Linked DNA regions of Homo sapiens: region 2 is linked to region 1. Evidence: chromatin loops called from intact Hi-C (ENCODE). Cell type or tissue: chondrocyte. All regions are shown on one strand. Links, peaks and the distances in the headings refer to the core of each region. The heading gives the core; the rest is flanking DNA.

Evidence for each region. A loop is a pair of places that touch in the nucleus more often than their neighbours do. Peaks named below come from ENCODE experiments on the same cell type or tissue, not always from the same donor. Only the 100,000 strongest peaks of a DNase experiment are listed, where the experiment ranks them.
Region 2: it touches region 1 in a loop (5-fold over the local background); 12 of 110 quality-filtered maps call a loop at or near these places.

Annotation. Positions count from the first base shown.
Region 1 is chr1:42,918,661-42,926,999 of GRCh38, reverse strand. SLC2A1 (solute carrier family 2 member 1) reads left to right here. Exons shown (of 10, transcript NM_006516.4): 10 at 1-1,647. Among named protein-coding and RNA genes, the nearest start is that of SLC2A1, 36 kb to the left of the region's middle. RefSeq lists enhancers at 2,318-2,407, 2,828-2,957, 3,614-3,733. In chondrocyte, for the core only: CTCF peaks have their summits at 2,446 (motif pointing right), 3,698 and 3,899; a DNase peak (open chromatin) is centred at 2,605.
Region 2 is chr1:42,573,026-42,581,364 of GRCh38, reverse strand. CCDC30 (coiled-coil domain containing 30) reads right to left here. Exons shown (of 21, transcript NM_001395517.1): 12 at 4,136-4,345; 13 at 1-5. The region is part of intron 1 of LOC124904162 (a long non-coding RNA gene); the gene reads left to right. Among named protein-coding and RNA genes, the nearest start is that of PPIH, 81 kb to the left of the region's middle. In chondrocyte, for the core only: CTCF peaks have their summits at 3,033 (motif pointing left) and 3,265 (motif pointing left); no DNase peak of the experiment used is centred there.

The DNA.
Region 1 (8,339 bases), core at 8-8,007:
AAGGATCTCTCAGGAGCACAGGCAGCTGGATGAGACTTCCAAACCTGACAGATGTCAGCCGAGCCGGGCCTGGGGCTCCTTTCTCCAGCCAGCAATGATGTCCAGAAGAATATTCAGGACTTAACGGCTCCAGGATTTTAACAAAAGCAAGACTGTTGCTCAAATCTATTCAGACAAGCAACAGGTTTTATAATTTTTTTATTACTGATTTTGTTATTTTTATATCAGCCTGAGTCTCCTGTGCCCACATCCCAGGCTTCACCCTGAATGGTTCCATGCCTGAGGGTGGAGACTAAGCCCTGTCGAGACACTTGCCTTCTTCACCCAGCTAATCTGTAGGGCTGGACCTATGTCCTAAGGACACACTAATCGAACTATGAACTACAAAGCTTCTATCCCAGGAGGTGGCTATGGCCACCCGTTCTGCTGGCCTGGATCTCCCCACTCTAGGGGTCAGGCTCCATTAGGATTTGCCCCTTCCCATCTCTTCCTACCCAACCACTCAAATTAATCTTTCTTTACCTGAGACCAGTTGGGAGCACTGGAGTGCAGGGAGGAGAGGGGAAGGGCCAGTCTGGGCTGCCGGGTTCTAGTCTCCTTTGCACTGAGGGCCACACTATTACCATGAGAAGAGGGCCTGTGGGAGCCTGCAAACTCACTGCTCAAGAAGACATGGAGACTCCTGCCCTGTTGTGTATAGATGCAAGATATTTATATATATTTTTGGTTGTCAATATTAAATACAGACACTAAGTTATAGTATATCTGGACAAGCCAACTTGTAAATACACCACCTCACTCCTGTTACTTACCTAAACAGATATAAATGGCTGGTTTTTAGAAACATGGTTTTGAAATGCTTGTGGATTGAGGGTAGGAGGTTTGGATGGGAGTGAGACAGAAGTAAGTGGGGTTGCAACCACTGCAACGGCTTAGACTTCGACTCAGGATCCAGTCCCTTACACGTACCTCTCATCAGTGTCCTCTTGCTCAAAAATCTGTTTGATCCCTGTTACCCAGAGAATATATACATTCTTTATCTTGACATTCAAGGCATTTCTATCACATATTTGATAGTTGGTGTTCAAAAAAACACTAGTTTTGTGCCAGCCGTGATGCTCAGGCTTGAAATGCATTATTTTGAATGTGAAGTAAATACTGTACCTTTATTGGACAGGCTCAAAGAGGTTATGTGCCTGAAGTCGCACAGTGAATAAGCTAAAACACCTGCTTTTAACAATGGTACCATACAACCACTACTCCATTAACTCCACCCACCTCCTGCACCCCTCCCCACACACACAAAATGAACCACGTTCTTTGTATGGGCCCAATGAGCTGTCAAGCTGCCCTGTGTTCATTTCATTTGGAATTGCCCCCTCTGGTTCCTCTGTATACTACTGCTTCATCTCTAAAGACAGCTCATCCTCCTCCTTCACCCCTGAATTTCCAGAGCACTTCATCTGCTCCTTCATCACAAGTCCAGTTTTCTGCCACTAGTCTGAATTTCATGAGAAGATGCCGATTTGGTTCCTGTGGGTCCTCAGCACTATTCAGTACAGTGCTTGATGCACAGCAGGCACTCAGAAAATACTGGAGGAAATAAAACACCAAAGATATTTGTCTCTAGAGGCTCAGCTGACAAAATCTGGGAGAAGTTTGCTTTTGTAACTACAGGCAGGCTTTTTTCTCCCTGACATGAAGAGGGGTTGTAAGAAGGGTGTGAGAAAGGAAAACTGGTACTTAGCAAATGGAAATACCTATATGTATTACCATTAGGTATAAAGAATCTATGAGGACATCCATCTGCATCTCAACAAAGAAGAGCAGGTTGCGAAGAATATGCCCTGCCTGAGCCTGGGGACAGGGCGGTTAACTGGTGAAGGGCTGAGGCCAGATGAAAGGAAGCCTTATCGTGTGCTCCCAAAAGACTTCTGTTGAAAGGAGTTATCCGGGTCCCCGTGCGGGAGGGGGTGCGGGGGCAGGGCAAGAAGGAGAGGCCGGGGGCCCAGGTATCTTACTCCTACGACGCTGCTCACTCAGGGCTGTCCCCACTGGACCAGAAAGGAAACAGACGGGGTGGGGTGGGGTGGGGTGGGGTGGGGATGGGTGGGAGCCCCGCGCCGGTGGCCGGACGCGAGGACTACAAGGCGGATGGCGGGCGGAGCTCATTCACACTCGAGGGCCCAGAACGTTGGCAGAGCCAGGCAGCACCCGAGCCCCGCCCCGGCCCAGAGGTTCAGACCCCGGTCTGAAAAGGCCCGACAATCCACTCGCAGCTGCCTCCCGCCCTGGGTCAGTATCGACGTCCCCGAGCACCGCCATTTCCCAAACTGCAAAATGTCAGCGCAGGCGCAGGGAAGCCGGCCCGCCCTCAGCGTGGTCCAGAGTGCCGCGACGGCACAGCTGCCGGTCGGTCCCCTGACGCCTTTCCTCTAGGGGCCGCAATCCACCCCGGGGTAGAAGATTTGGGGCCAAGGTTCGGCCGCCTACTGCCGGGGTCGATGGCGCATCCTCTCCAGACCTCACAGCGGTCCCCTAAGCCGGGCCACCGGCGGCGCACGGACACGATTGGGGATGGGCGGGGCCAGGTGGTTTCTCCACCAATCAGAGGCGCATTGTTGGGCCCGACGAGGGGCGGGCTCCAAGACTCCACCAATCACACCCTGGCGGTTCCAGGCGCTGGCCCTTGGGGACGACCTGGGCGCCTGCTTGCCAGGCGATGCGGTTTACTCTGGAGGGGGTGACGGTGACTTGTGTATCGCTGGGCATCCCTGGGGACGTAGCTCACCCGGGTTCCTATCCCGCGTAAGGTGACGTCTACGGTTTCTGACGAAAAGGGGTAAATAGATAACGGGACTGTTCTCCAGGCCACCATCTTTTCCCAGCAGTGCTTAGTTGTTTCACTGACAGTGTTATGAGATCTTTCATTTGAAATCTTAGGCGCAAAATCTCCTCTCCCTGGAAGCCTTCTGGATCAGGTTTTCCCGGGAACACTACATCGGCTTGTATTTCCTCCATCAAAGCGCTCTCCACGCTGTACCGGAATTGAGTGTCTTTCCACCACATTGGGGGCGGGGGCGGGGACGAGGGCGGGGGTTGGGGGGGTAGGGCAGCTGCCGCAGGAACAGGACTGAGCCATTCCTTGGTCCCCACTTCCCACCACAGACTCTGGTCAGGATTATTGAATGAATGAAGTAGAATTTAGAAGCCAAGAAGTTCTGAAATCTGAATTCTTACAGTGCAATTTTAGGTAGACGATCTGACAATTCAGGATGTATTTAATAATAGGGAAAGGATATCATTCTTTTCTGTCAACTACATTTTTAATGACCCCTTTTTCATTCTGTGATTTTTATTTCATAAGTCTCCTACAGTTCTGGTCCGTCTGTCCATTGCAATTGCTGGGCCTACTGCTGGCCACTCATCACCTCTCCCAGGATCACTGCAACTGCCTTCTCACTGATCTCTGTGCTTCCTGCTTCCTCCTCATTCTCCACACTGCAATCGATGATCTTCCTAAAATTCAAATCTAGTTATGTCTCTCTCCTACTTAAAAACCTTCCTGGGTTCCTCATTTCTCTCAGGATAATGTCTGTGTTTCTTAACCTGAAAATTCAAGTCATTCATGATCAAGCTCTCGACCTCACCACTGCCCCCACTCAACCCCAACCCTATCCTCCAGCCATCCATCCACTCTGTTCTCTGATCACGTTCTCCTTCTCCTCTGGGCCTCTGAAGTTTCCTCCGAAGAGACTGCCCTCCCACCTACTCCTGTTATCCACTAGGTGATCACACCCCACCACAGCTCAAGGAGTGAGAGAACAGAAGCTGCTAGTTGGGAGTCTGGCTCATCCATTCATTGGCACATTCCTGCCAACTAGTGGCTGTTTTGTGAACATTTTGATCAGGGCAGGGTTTAACCTCACACTTTCAGGGTTTCAGAGATACTACGTTGCTTTGGAGGGAACCCTTGACTGGTCCTACTACAACAAATCCATCTGGTAACCCTGACCCTGGCTTCCCAAATGATCTTCCTAAAAATGTGTTCTGACCACATTATTCTGTGGGTTAATACTCCCCACTTTCTCATGATAAAGCCCAAATTCCTTAACCACATTCTGGCCTTTGCAGACCTTATCTTCCAATACACTCCTTCCACACCCTAATCTCCAGTGAAGCTTGATGTACTCTATGTTCCCAGGACAACTCCTCACCCTAAAACTTTTTGTTCAATCCCCTTTCTCCTGGTCTGCCTTTGGTCTCTCCATAAGATTATCTGATATCAAAATACCAAATTAGCTGTCACTTTCTCTATGAAGCATTTGCTCAATTCTTTGAACCATTACCTAACTGAGTACACACTTGTTGCCACGTTTTCTCCTCAGTTGTGCTGGGTCTTGGAAAAAATATGGTTTCTGGAGTCAGAAATAGCTGATTTAAGATTCCTGCACTGCTATTTAGCTGAATAATCTTGGGCAAGTCACTTCACCTTTCTGATCTTCTGTTTCTTTTCTGTTGTAATATTAAAATGAAATAATATATATTGTAATGCAGATATCGGCTGGAGTTACATCATCTTCCCCCTTCCAAATGTTTCAGAAAGTCTGGTAATCACCCCCAAGGTTTCTGTGAATTCCCAGGGATCTTTTGTTTTCTTTCTTTCTTTTTTTGACACGGAGTCTCCCTCTGTCACCCAGGCTGGAGTGCAGTGGTACCATCTCGGCTCACTGCAACCTCCACCTCCCGGGTTCAAGCAGTTCTCTGCCTGAGCCTCCCAAGTAGCTGGGATTACAGGCCCCCACCACCACACCCCACTAATTTTTGTATTTTTAGTAGAGACAGGGTTTCACCATGTTGGCCAGGCTGGTCTTGAACTCCTGACCTCGTGACCTCATGATCCACCTGCCTCGGCCTCCCAAAGTGTTGGGATTACAGGCATGAGCCACCACGCCTGGCCCCCAGAGATCTTTTATATATTTTTTTTTTTTTTTTTTTTTGAGACAGAGTTTTGCTCCTGTCATCCCTTGGCCTCTTTCCCAGCTCAGGCTTTGGGCCCAAACTCCAACCAGCTTGCCCAGTCCCCACTTTGCTTGTCAAAGGCCTTGACTAATGCTTTGAAATGACAGCTGGTAAGGACCTGTCAATTTACTTGGGCTTTCCTTTACCCAGTTTTTATCAGGGAGCAGGGGAATCACAAATTTCCCCTTAAAATGTGCGATCTCTTACAAAAGTTATTCCATACACGTTTGCATGAAGCAATGGATGAGAAGACTTAAGCGTGTTTATTAAGTGGTAATGGATTTCCTTTGTTCTTGGACTCACTGTTTTTGTCCTAGTCTCCTCATAAAGGACTGGATCCCAGTGCGTCACAATTGTCATGGACAAAGAGCTTGATTTTGAATTATGGTTCAAGAGGAAGGTGGTTTTGACCCCAACCTAGGATATCAGTTTTTCCATCTTCTGCCACTGTCTCAAAACGAATTCCACATCTCTGTCTTTCTTCTAGAGTAGTTATCTTCAAATTTTTTTGCTCACATACTTCCTAAAAGAATTTTGAGGCCAGGCCTGGTGGTTCACACCTGTAATCTCAGCACTTTGGGAGACCAAGGAGGGTGGATCACTTGGGCTCAGGAGTTTGAGACCAGCCTGGACAACATGGCGAAACCCTGTCTCTACAAAAAATACAAGAGTTAGTTGAGTGTGGTGGTGCATGCCCATAGTCCCAGCTACTCAGGAGGCTGAGGTGGGAGGATTGCTTGAGGCCAGGAGGTCAAGGTTGCAATGTGTGAGCTATGATCACACCACTGTACTCCAGCCTGGGAGACAAAGCAAGAACTTGTCTCAAAAAAAAAAAAAAAAAGAATTTGAAAAACTATCTCTTTGCTTATTTTTAGATTGAAGTTACAAATTTGTCTTCTTAAATTCAAATATTTGCAGGAGATTTAATTTCTGATATGTGATATTGTCATTTTATTTTATTTTATTATTTTTTGAGATGCTGTCTCTCTGTGTCCCCAGGCTGGAGTGCAGTGGCATGATCTCGACTCACTGCAACCTCCACCTCCTGGGTTCAAGCAGTTCTCCTGCCTCAGCATCCTGAGTAACTGGGATTATAGGTGCCTGCCACCATGCCAGGCTAATTTTTGTAATTTCTTTTAGTAGAGACGGGGTTTAATCATACTGTCCCGGCTGGTCTCGAACTCCTGACCTCAAATGATCCACCTGCCTCGGCCTCCCAAGGTGCTGGGATTACTGGCATGAGCCACCGTGTCAGGCTGATATTGTCATTTTACAATAAAACTCTTACATTACTCTTCTTTATATATTCAAACAATATACCACAGTGTTACTATATCCATATCCACAAAATAGGAGATTTTGTATATATATTATTAGATTTATACATAAGTATTTCAATATGGGGGGTGCTAATATAATGGTAGTATGTTTTAATTTCCACTTGTTCATTGCTGGCATATAGAAAGCAAATGACTTTTGTATATTAACCTTGTATCCTGCAATGTTGCTATAATTAATTGCTTATTAGTTCCAGTGGTTATTTTGTAGATACTTTTGGATTTTCTATATAGACGATCATGTCATCAGCCAACAACAACAGTTTAATTTCATCATTACCAATCAGTATACCTTTTATTTCATTTTGTTGTCTTGTTGCATAAGCTAGGACTTCCAATACAGTGTTGGAAAGGAATAGTGAAGAGGACATCCTTGCCTTGTTCCTGATCTTAGCAACAATAATGCTTCACATTTTTCACCATTAAGTATAATATTTAGCTGTAGGTTTTTTGTAAACATTCTTTAATCAAGTTGAGGAAGTTTCCCTCTATTTCTAGTTTCCTGAGAGTTTTTATCAGGAATGAATGATGGATATTGTGAAATACTTTTTCTTTCTTTCTTTTTTTTTTTTTTTTGAGACAGACTCTCACTCTGTTGCCCAGGCTGGAGTGCAGTGGTGCAATCTCAGCTCACTGCAACCTCCGCCTCCCAGTTCAAGTGATTCTCCTGCCTCAGCCTCCTGAGTAGCTGGGAGTACAGGTGTGCACCACCACACCCAGCTAATTTTTGTTTTTTAGTAGAGATGGGGTTTCACCATGTTGGCCAGGCTAGTCTCGAACTCCTGACCTCAAGTGATTCATCCGCCTCGGCCTCCCAAAGTGCTGAGATTGCAGGTGAGAGCCACCACGCCCAGTCCTGTGAAATACTTTTTCTGTATGCACTGATATGACCATGTGATTTTTCTTCCTCCTCTTCTTCTTCTTCTCCTTTTCTGTCTTCCTTTTCTTCTTCTCCTTTTTTTTTTTTTTTTTTTTTTTTTGAGACAGAGTCTCACTCTGTCACCCAGGCTGGAGTGCAGTGGCGCGATCTCGGCTCACTGTAGCCTCTGCCTCCCAGGTTCAAGCAATTCTCCTGCCTCAGCCTCCCAAGTAGCTGGGACTACAGGCACATGCCAACATGCCCGGCTAATTTTTTGTATTTTTAGTAGAGATGGGGTTTCAACGCGTTAGCCAGGATGGTCTCCATCTCCTGACCTTGTGATCTGCCCGCCTTGGCCTCCTGAAGTGTTGGGATTACAGGCGTGAGCCACCACGCCTGGCCTTTGATTTTTCTTCTTTAGCCCGTTGATGTAATTACATATAGATTACATTAATTGAGGGTTGTTTTTTCAGGTTTTGTTTTTGTTTTTGTTTTGTTTTTAAGACAGACTCTCTCTTTGTCACCCAGGCTGGAGTGCAATGGGGCAATCTCAGCTCACTGCAACCTCTGCCTCCTGTGTTCAAGCAATTCTCCTGCCTCAGCCTCCGGAGTAGCTGGGATTACAGGTGCCCACCACCACACCCAGCTAATTTTTGTATTTTGGTAGAGATAGGGTTTGGCCATGTTGGCCTGGCTGGTCTCAAACTCCTGACCTCAGGTGATCTGCCTGCCTCAGCCTCCCAAAGTGCTGGGATTACAGGCGTGAGCCACCACGCCCAGCCAATTGTGTTTTTAATGTTGAACCAGGCTTGCATGCCTGGAATAAATCACATTTGGTCATGTATATAATTTTTTTAATGCATCATTGGGTGTGCTTTGCTAATATTTTGTTAAGGATTTTTGCATTTATTTTCATGAGAGATACTTGTCTGTAGTTTTCTTTTAAATTTATTTATTTATTTTAAATTGACAAATCGATTTGTAGTTTTCTTGTAATGTATTTGTCTGGTTTTAATATTAGGGTAATACTGGCCTCATAGAATGAGCTGTTTCTATCTTCTGGAAGATGTTTAGAAAATTGGTATAATTTTTTTCTTAAATGTTTGGTAGAATTCACTAGT
Region 2 (8,339 bases), core at 86-8,085, 350 kb after region 1:
AAAATCTTGAATGAAAAAACATTTACAAGTAAAGCATTAAGAAGAGTGTGACCTTTTTTCAAATTAGGGGAATAACATATAAATAGCAAACATAGCAGTGCTAACATATTAATCTGACCTGAAGTAAAAAGAGTAGCTAGATTTAATTTTAAAATAAATTGTTTAATTTTTGCAGTATGTAATGCATTCATATAATTCAATGTGTGTATATAAAAGAAGCTACAGGCCAGACATGCTGGCTCACGCCTGTAATCCCAGAACTGTGGGAGGCTGAGCTGGGTGAATCGCTTGAGCCTCAGGAGTTCGAGACCAGCCTGGGCAACATGGTAAAACCCCATATTTACAAAAAAATACAAAAATTAGCCGGGCGTGGTGGTGAGTACCTGTAGTCCCAGCTACTCAGGAAGCTGAGTATTTGTTTGTTTGATAGATAATGCCAAACTGCCTCCACAGGTATTAGACCAATTTATACTCCCAACAGCATTGTGAGTGCACCTAGTTTCTCCACAGTGTGGCTAGATTCATGAATAACACTGCAAAACAAAATAGAAGTCTCTTATAAACCAAGCACCTATTAGCATATTGCTTAGCATCAATAATAGGTTTTTTAATGCTCTGGGAGAACTAAAAATATGATTTACAAATTTGAAAGAGAGACTGTTATATTTTAGAGTTTATATGACAGATTTAAAGTGTCATTTAAAAACATTTTTTTCTTGCCTTTTTCATGTAGCAGCAAAAAACCCCCACATTTTTTAAAGATAAATTTCCTTTACACTTGTTTACTTATTTTTATAAACTCTTGTGTCACCTTAAATTGTGCCTCGTACATAGTAGGTGCTCAATAAATATTTATTGAATGAATAGATTTCGGCAGGGTAGCTATTATCCCTCTAATATATTTCTGACCCAACAAGGAATCTTTTACAATGGCTTGGCATCACATTCCCCACAAATATTCAGTGAATGCCAGTGGGTGTCACCCGTTTTCTAAGAGAGGGGCTTTCTGCATCAATCCCAAGCCCCTGCACCTAGGTCTCTGCATAGCCCACACAGCATGAGAGAGAAGAAGATGCAGAATGATTCAAGGGGAATGGTAGTAGGCAGCCAGCCATCTGAGGCCAGCTCAAGTTCCTTGGAGCTGTTCTATTTAGTTCTGTCTAGGGAGAATTCTTACTTAAGGAATTCAGTACTAATTCCACAGACAAAAGCATCACCTCATTGGCTTCTCTGTCAAGGATACATCCAAACTTTTGAACCTGCCACACAATTTAAGAAAGGGAACATTTCCAATACTTGAAGCCCATTGTGTGACCCTCTTTGATTATCCCTCATCCCTCTCCACCAGAGAAAACCAATATCCTGAATTTTGTGTTAATCGCATCCTTGCTGTTCCTTTTTAATATATGAGAGGTTTTTTTTTTTTGAGATGTGCTGTTGCTATATTGCCCAGGTGATCCTCCTGCCTTAGCCTCCAGAGTAGCTGGTACTACATGCATGTGCTACTATGCCCAGCTAACTTTTTTATTTTTGTAGAGATAGGGTCTCACTATGTTGCTCAGGCTGGTCTTGAACTTTGGGTTCAAGTGATGCTCCCATCTCATCCTCCCAAAGTGCTGGGATTACAGGTATGAGCCACCATGCTAATAGTCCCTTCCTTCCTTCCTCCCTTCCTCCCTTCCTTCCTTTCTTCCTTGCTTCTCTCTCTCTTTCTCTCTCTCTCTCTTTTTGAGACAGAGTTTCGCTCTTGTCACCCAGGCTGGAGTGCAATGGTGTGATCTCAGCTCACTGCAACCTCCACCTCCCGGGTTCAAACAGTTCTCCTGCCTCAGTCTCCTGAGTAGCTGGGATTAAAGGCACGTGCCACCACACCTGGCTAATTTCTGTATTATTAGTAGAGATGGGGTTTCACCATGTTGTTCAGGCTGGTCTCGAACTCCTGACCTCAGGTGATCCACCCACCTTGGCCTCCCAAAGTGCTGGGATTACAGGTGTGAGCCACTGCGCCTGGCCATTCACCTCACCTGGCCACTTGCCTCGCCTCGCCTCTCCTTTCCTTTCTTAAAAATAAGTTAATTCAGCCAGGGCGGCTCACGCCTGTAATCCCAGCACTTTGGGAGGCTGAGGTGGGTGGATCACGAGGTCAAGAGATCAAGACCATCCCGGCCAACATGGTGAAACCCCGTCTCTACTAAAAAGTACAAAAATTAGCTGGGCATGGTGGTGTGCACCTGTAGTCCCAGTTACTCAGGAGGCTGAGGCAGGAGAATCGCTTGAATCTGGGAGGCAGAGGCTGCAGTGAGCCGAGATAGCGCCACTGCACTCCAGTCTGGTGACAGAGCGAGACTCTGTCTCAAAAACAAAAACAAAAAAAGTTAATTCTAGGGAAATGGCTGTTCCATAGACACAGCAGGGCTACCCCATAGGCAGAGTAGCCTGGATGCTCTTTCTTTGCAACTGATACAAAGTGGGGGAAAGAACTCAGATTACCAGTAATACTACCATATACATATACAATTTATTTTTTTGATCTTTTGCCAGGGGACATTTGGGTTGTTTCTAGTTTTCTGTTATTCGGAACAATGATATTATGAACATGACTATATTCCTGTTTCCTGATACATACATGCATGTAACAGTTTTTCTTATGCCTAGTAGAAGTGTTAAGTTGTATGATGCACACATCTTTAAAACATTTATACTAGTTAACTCTTCCAAGTGAAGTTAATATATATGAGTTCTTGTTGCACCAAATCCTCACTAATATTTAGTATTGTCTAAGTTTTAAAATCTTGCCAATCTTTACCAATTTTACCAATTACTTTTTAATGGAATTATAACATCCATATGGTAAAGTAACCTACATATATACATATGGTGAATAACATACATGTCTTAAGTGTACTCAATGAAATCTGACTTGTGTATCTACTTCCCCGACCAAGATATAGAATACTTGCAGCACCACAGAGGATTCCCTAGTGCCCCCTTCAGTTAATACCTGTCACAAGAATAACCACTATCTTACTTCCATAGCTTAGTTTTATCTATTCTTGAACTTCATACTATACATAGAATTGTATAGTAAGAACTCTTTTGTTCTGGTTTCTTTAACTCAACATTAGATTTTTTTAGTTTAATTCAGATTGCTGTCATCTACTTTTTGATGTTTGCTTCATATTATATGGTTTGATGAAATTTTTTTTGTCGAATTTAACTCTCAAACTTGCACATCAAAATGTACAACTGTTACATACTACTGCCACCTAGTGTCGGGCAATCTAAAATGAAGGGACAATATTTCAAAATGGTTCATTTCACAACACAAATCCCCCTACAAAATTACAAAATATGTTTGATGTGATGAATATGATAATTACCCTGATCTGATCACTATACATTATATCTATTGAAACATCACTATGGGCCAGGCGCGGTGGCTCATGCCTGTAATCCCAGCACTTTGGGAGGCCGAGGCGGGTGGATCACGAGGTCAGAAGATCAAGACCACCCTGGCTAACACGGTGAAACCCCATCTCTACTAAAAATACAAAAAATTAGCCGGGCGTGGTGGTGGACGCCTGTAGTCCCAGCTACTTGGGAGGCTGAGGCAGGAGAATGGCGTGAACCTGGGAGGTGGAGCTTGTAGTAAGCCGAGATCGCACCACTGCCCTCCAGCCTGGGTGACAGAGCGAGACTCCCTCTCAAAAATAAATAAATAAATAAATAAAAATAAACATCACTATGTACCCCATGAACACGTACAATTGTTTGTCAATGAAAAAAACAAAATTAAAACAACATTTACATTAACAGCCAATCCAAATGAGAGAATACGCCTTCTCAAATGTGAAAATATAAAACAAAGGCCACATGGGATCAGTCAGTTCTTTAAGTTCATGTTATCGCTTTAATAAAACTGACCTTTTTAAGCCCATGAAGTTTTTACAAATACACAAGAATTCCTAAAATTGTAGGAACAGGTGAAATCAAAACAGAAGAAAACATGGGAGAGAAAAAAAATCTTAGAATTCTATCAAGTCTGCATCATATTTATTTCTTAAAATCCTCAGGGAAATAAGATTTCAGTAGTGGTATTCAGTGTATGCTGTTTATTAAGCATGAGGATAATTACCTTTTCCTCTGCATCAGCAACTTTAGATTTCTCCTGAACCAGCTTTTCCTGTAGGTTGTTCTGTGATTTAATGCTCTGAGTGTGTTTAAGTACTTCCAACTCCAGTTCCTTGATTTTCTGCTGACAGTGCTTGTACTCTGCCGTGAGTGAAGAGCACATCTTTGTGCTGTCTAATAACTTCTGTTGGGCATGCTTTAGTTCAATCTTTATCTAGAGGTAGAGAATAAGTAAGAGTAATACAAATAAGTGTGGAATGAATGTGAACTAGAATAAGCAGCTTTCAAAGGAGTATAGTCCCCTAAAAGCCAACAAATACCAATGTCACATGGCTGAGTACCTCTTTAGAGCTGCCATGTAAGAGTTTCCAAAGTGTAGACAGATGGCAGTTAGACAAAGGAATTTTCCTGAGTTTCTATATATGCATGGTCTAAACATTTTCCATCCTTTCTTCAATCTAGTCCAAACTGGCTTTCATCCCCACTACTCCAGTGAAACTTTCTGCCAAGGGTACTAACTGACCTCTTCATTGCCAAAATAAATCCAATGGACAAGTGACTTCTCAGTAGCATTCTGTGACACCAAACTTTGCTGGTTTTCACTTAGCTCTCTGCTGTTCTTTCTTGGTCTTCTTTGTAGACTCTTCTAATGCTACCCAACATGTGAGTATTATTGGACACTTCTAGGCCTAGAGAGTAGATGATTTGCTATCCATTTCTATAATTTGAAATGCCATTTTATGCCAATACTTGCCAAAATGAAACTCCTTGATTCTGCCTGTATCTCCAAAGTCTTTTTTTCTCTGTCTTCCCAATTTCAGTAAATAATGCCACCATCCAAACTTTTGTGCAGGTCAGTAATCCCTGAGTCTTCCTTTTCCATTATGAACCAATTCCAATCATTTAGCACATGCTGTCATTCTATCCCCACAATACAACTTGCATTAATCCATTTGTGTCATTTTTTTTGCCACCACTCTAGTCTGGGGCATCATCTCTAGCCTGGGCTACAGCAACTGCCTCTGCACTGGTCCTACCACTTCCATTTTTACTCTTTTCTAATCTATCCTCTAATGCTGTGGCCAAATTTTCTTTTAAAAACATAAATTGAACTACTTGACACCCCTGCTTAGAATCTTTCAGTGGTCCCTCACTCCAGATCCCACCAGCTTGCCTGGTTTTGTACACTCTGGCCCTTGTCTATCTCTTTAAAACTATCTTGTTATTTCTCCTTCTCCCACTGTAACTCCTGTCACACTGGTTGGTATTAAGAGTTTCCAATACACCAAATTTTTTCCACACTTCCCTCTGCCAGAAATGCTTTCCCTTTTCCCTTCTCATTGTATGGTTGCCTGCCTATTCTGCAGGTCTTAGCTTAAATGTCACTTTGCAGGGGGCAATTTTCAGAATCATTTAATCTGAAATGTCCTTACTCATCACTGTACCACATTTGTTTCCTTCATCAAACATACCATGATTTATAATTAAGTATGCATTTATATACCTGTTTATATCCCCTTTCCCCACTTTAAATTCCAAGAAAGCAGAGACTATGTTTTTTTGTTTGTTTGCTTCTTTTTTTTTGAGACAGGGTCTCTCTCTGTCGCCCAGGCTGGAGTGCAGTAGCACAATCTCTGCTCACTGCAAGCTCTGCCTCCCGGGTTCACGCCATTCTCCTGCCTCAGCCTCCTGAGTAGCTGGGACTACAGGCACCCGCCACCATGCCCAGCTAATTTTTTTGTACTTTTAGTAGAGACAGGCTTTCACCAAGTTAGCCAGAATGGTCTCGATCTCCTAACCTTGTGATCTGCCCGCCTCGGCCTCCCAAAGTGCTGGGATTACGGGTGTGAGCCACCGCACCCAGCCAAGACTATGTTTTTAATTCATGTCTTAATACCAAGGCCTATCAAAGAACCAGAGAGTAGGTGATTAAACAATTATTTACTGAGCAAGTAAATGAATGATATTCTAAAAAGTATCAGAACGTAGTGAATGTATACACTGGGCAGGGAAGGCTCATAGACAAAAGTGGTGAGAGAGAATTTACTTTGTTTTAATGGTAAATAGAATTCCCTGGTCTCAAAGCTTTTCAACTGAATTAACAGGGATGATAGCTATAATGTCCTTCATCTGTGCTTTCTCTATATTAACCAATCAGATTATATAAAATGAATCTAAAATTTAATTGTGTTCAACCACTTTGAGCATCAGTTTCTTCATCTGTAATATGGGGATAATAACTACTTACCTCATAGGATAGTTGTGAGGCTGCATTAAATGAGACAAAGCAATTAAAGCCTCAAGAATAGAGCCAGACACATAGGAAAGACCTAACAACAGTTAAGTGTTGATATTCAATAATTGCTTTTAGAATATCTACTGCATTTGAAATACAGAGCTGAGGCATATGCTAATATTACTACTTTACATTTGTTAGGCTTTCACATCTATGAAGTGGCTGGGATTGGTATTTTAGCCCATTTTAGAGATAAAAAACTGAATCTCAAATAGTTGCCAGATGATAGAATCAAGGTCTGAATATAGATTTTCTGATTCTAATCCAGTACTCTATACTATATTTACTCTAAACTGTGAAATATGTGTATTTATTATTTCTCTAAAAAGAATACATTAGAGTGGATCAACAAGCTAAAATTTGGTTCTTTAAACAGTCTAATAAAATGAATAAACTTCTAGTGAGACTGATCAAAGAAAAAGCAACAAGGCAAAGGTAACTAATATTATAAAAGTGAAATGACCATCATTATATATCTTTTCTTCTTTTTTTCAAAAGCTACCTTTGTTAAAATATATACATTTTAAAAAGAAGACAAGATTAATAAATTTCTGTAAAACTTTAAAAAATTTAAATGAAATGGAAACTTTAGAAAAATAAAATATAACAAAGTTGATGCAAAAAAAAGAAGAACTTGACTTCTCATAACTATTAAAGAAATGGAACTAGAAATTGAAAACCTACCCAAAAGAAAGCAAAATCAGAAGGCTTTAGGGATGAGTTTTTTGCAATAATTTAAGAAGAAATCATTGTAACTTAATACAAACTCTTCTAGAAGACAGAAAAAGAGGGTATATTACCCATTTTTATTTTAAGAGGCTAGGATAACCTTGATATCAAAATCTGACAAGGGCATTGCAAGGAAGTAAATGACAGACTAGTCTCACTTTTGAGCAAAGTTGCAAACATCCCAAAGACATATTAGCAAGCCAAATCCAGCATTGTAGGAAAAGAATGATAATTTATGATGAAGTTAGGTTTATCCCAGGAATGCAAAATTGGATTAACATTAGAAAATCAGTCAAAGTAATTCAGCATATTAACAGATTAAAATTTTTAAAAAACCTTCTCAAAATATTCAGAAAAAAATTTATGAAATTCAACATGTATTTGTCATAAAACATTGAACAAACTAATGCTAGAAAGCAATTTCCTTAATGTAATAAATATTTTTATTTATTTTTCTTTCTTTCTAAAGTACATTTGGATAAAATATCTATTTTTAAAAAGCTATAAAAACATACTAAATGGTGAAATTTGAGAGCTTTTCCTTTGAGACTGGGAATTAGAAAAGGATGCCTACTGTCACCAGTTCTATTCAGCACTGTGGTAGCCAGTAAACAGAACAAGAAAAAAGAATGAAAGGTTTAACATATGGAAAGGAAGAAAGCAAATTGTCTTTAGATGATATGATTACTTGCATAGAAAATCCAAAATAACATATACATACATTGTAAGAATAAAAAAGTATGGGAAAGTTTTTATTAGAAAATGATTATATATTTTCTATATATTGGGAAATAATTAGAAAATGAACATTTTTAAAGTTACCATTTATAATAGTATGGAAAATATCAGCACCTGTGAATATGTCTAACAAAAGATATATAAGAAAATTTAAATATTGAGAGAAATTAAAAACCTAAATACACATACTCTCTTCTTAAATTAGAGGATTCAATATTGCAAAGATTTAAATTCTGCCCAAATTGACCTATAGATTCAATGTAATTCCAACTGAAATCCCAAAAGATTGTGTGTCAATATTCATGGGTTCTATGTGAGTTCATGTGAGTATTTGTGTGTAGCTTAACAAACTGATTATAAAACTTATATAGGAACCCCAAAGGCCAGGAATAGCCCAGATATCCCAGAAAAGAAGAACAAGGTGAAAAGATTTGTTCTATCAAAT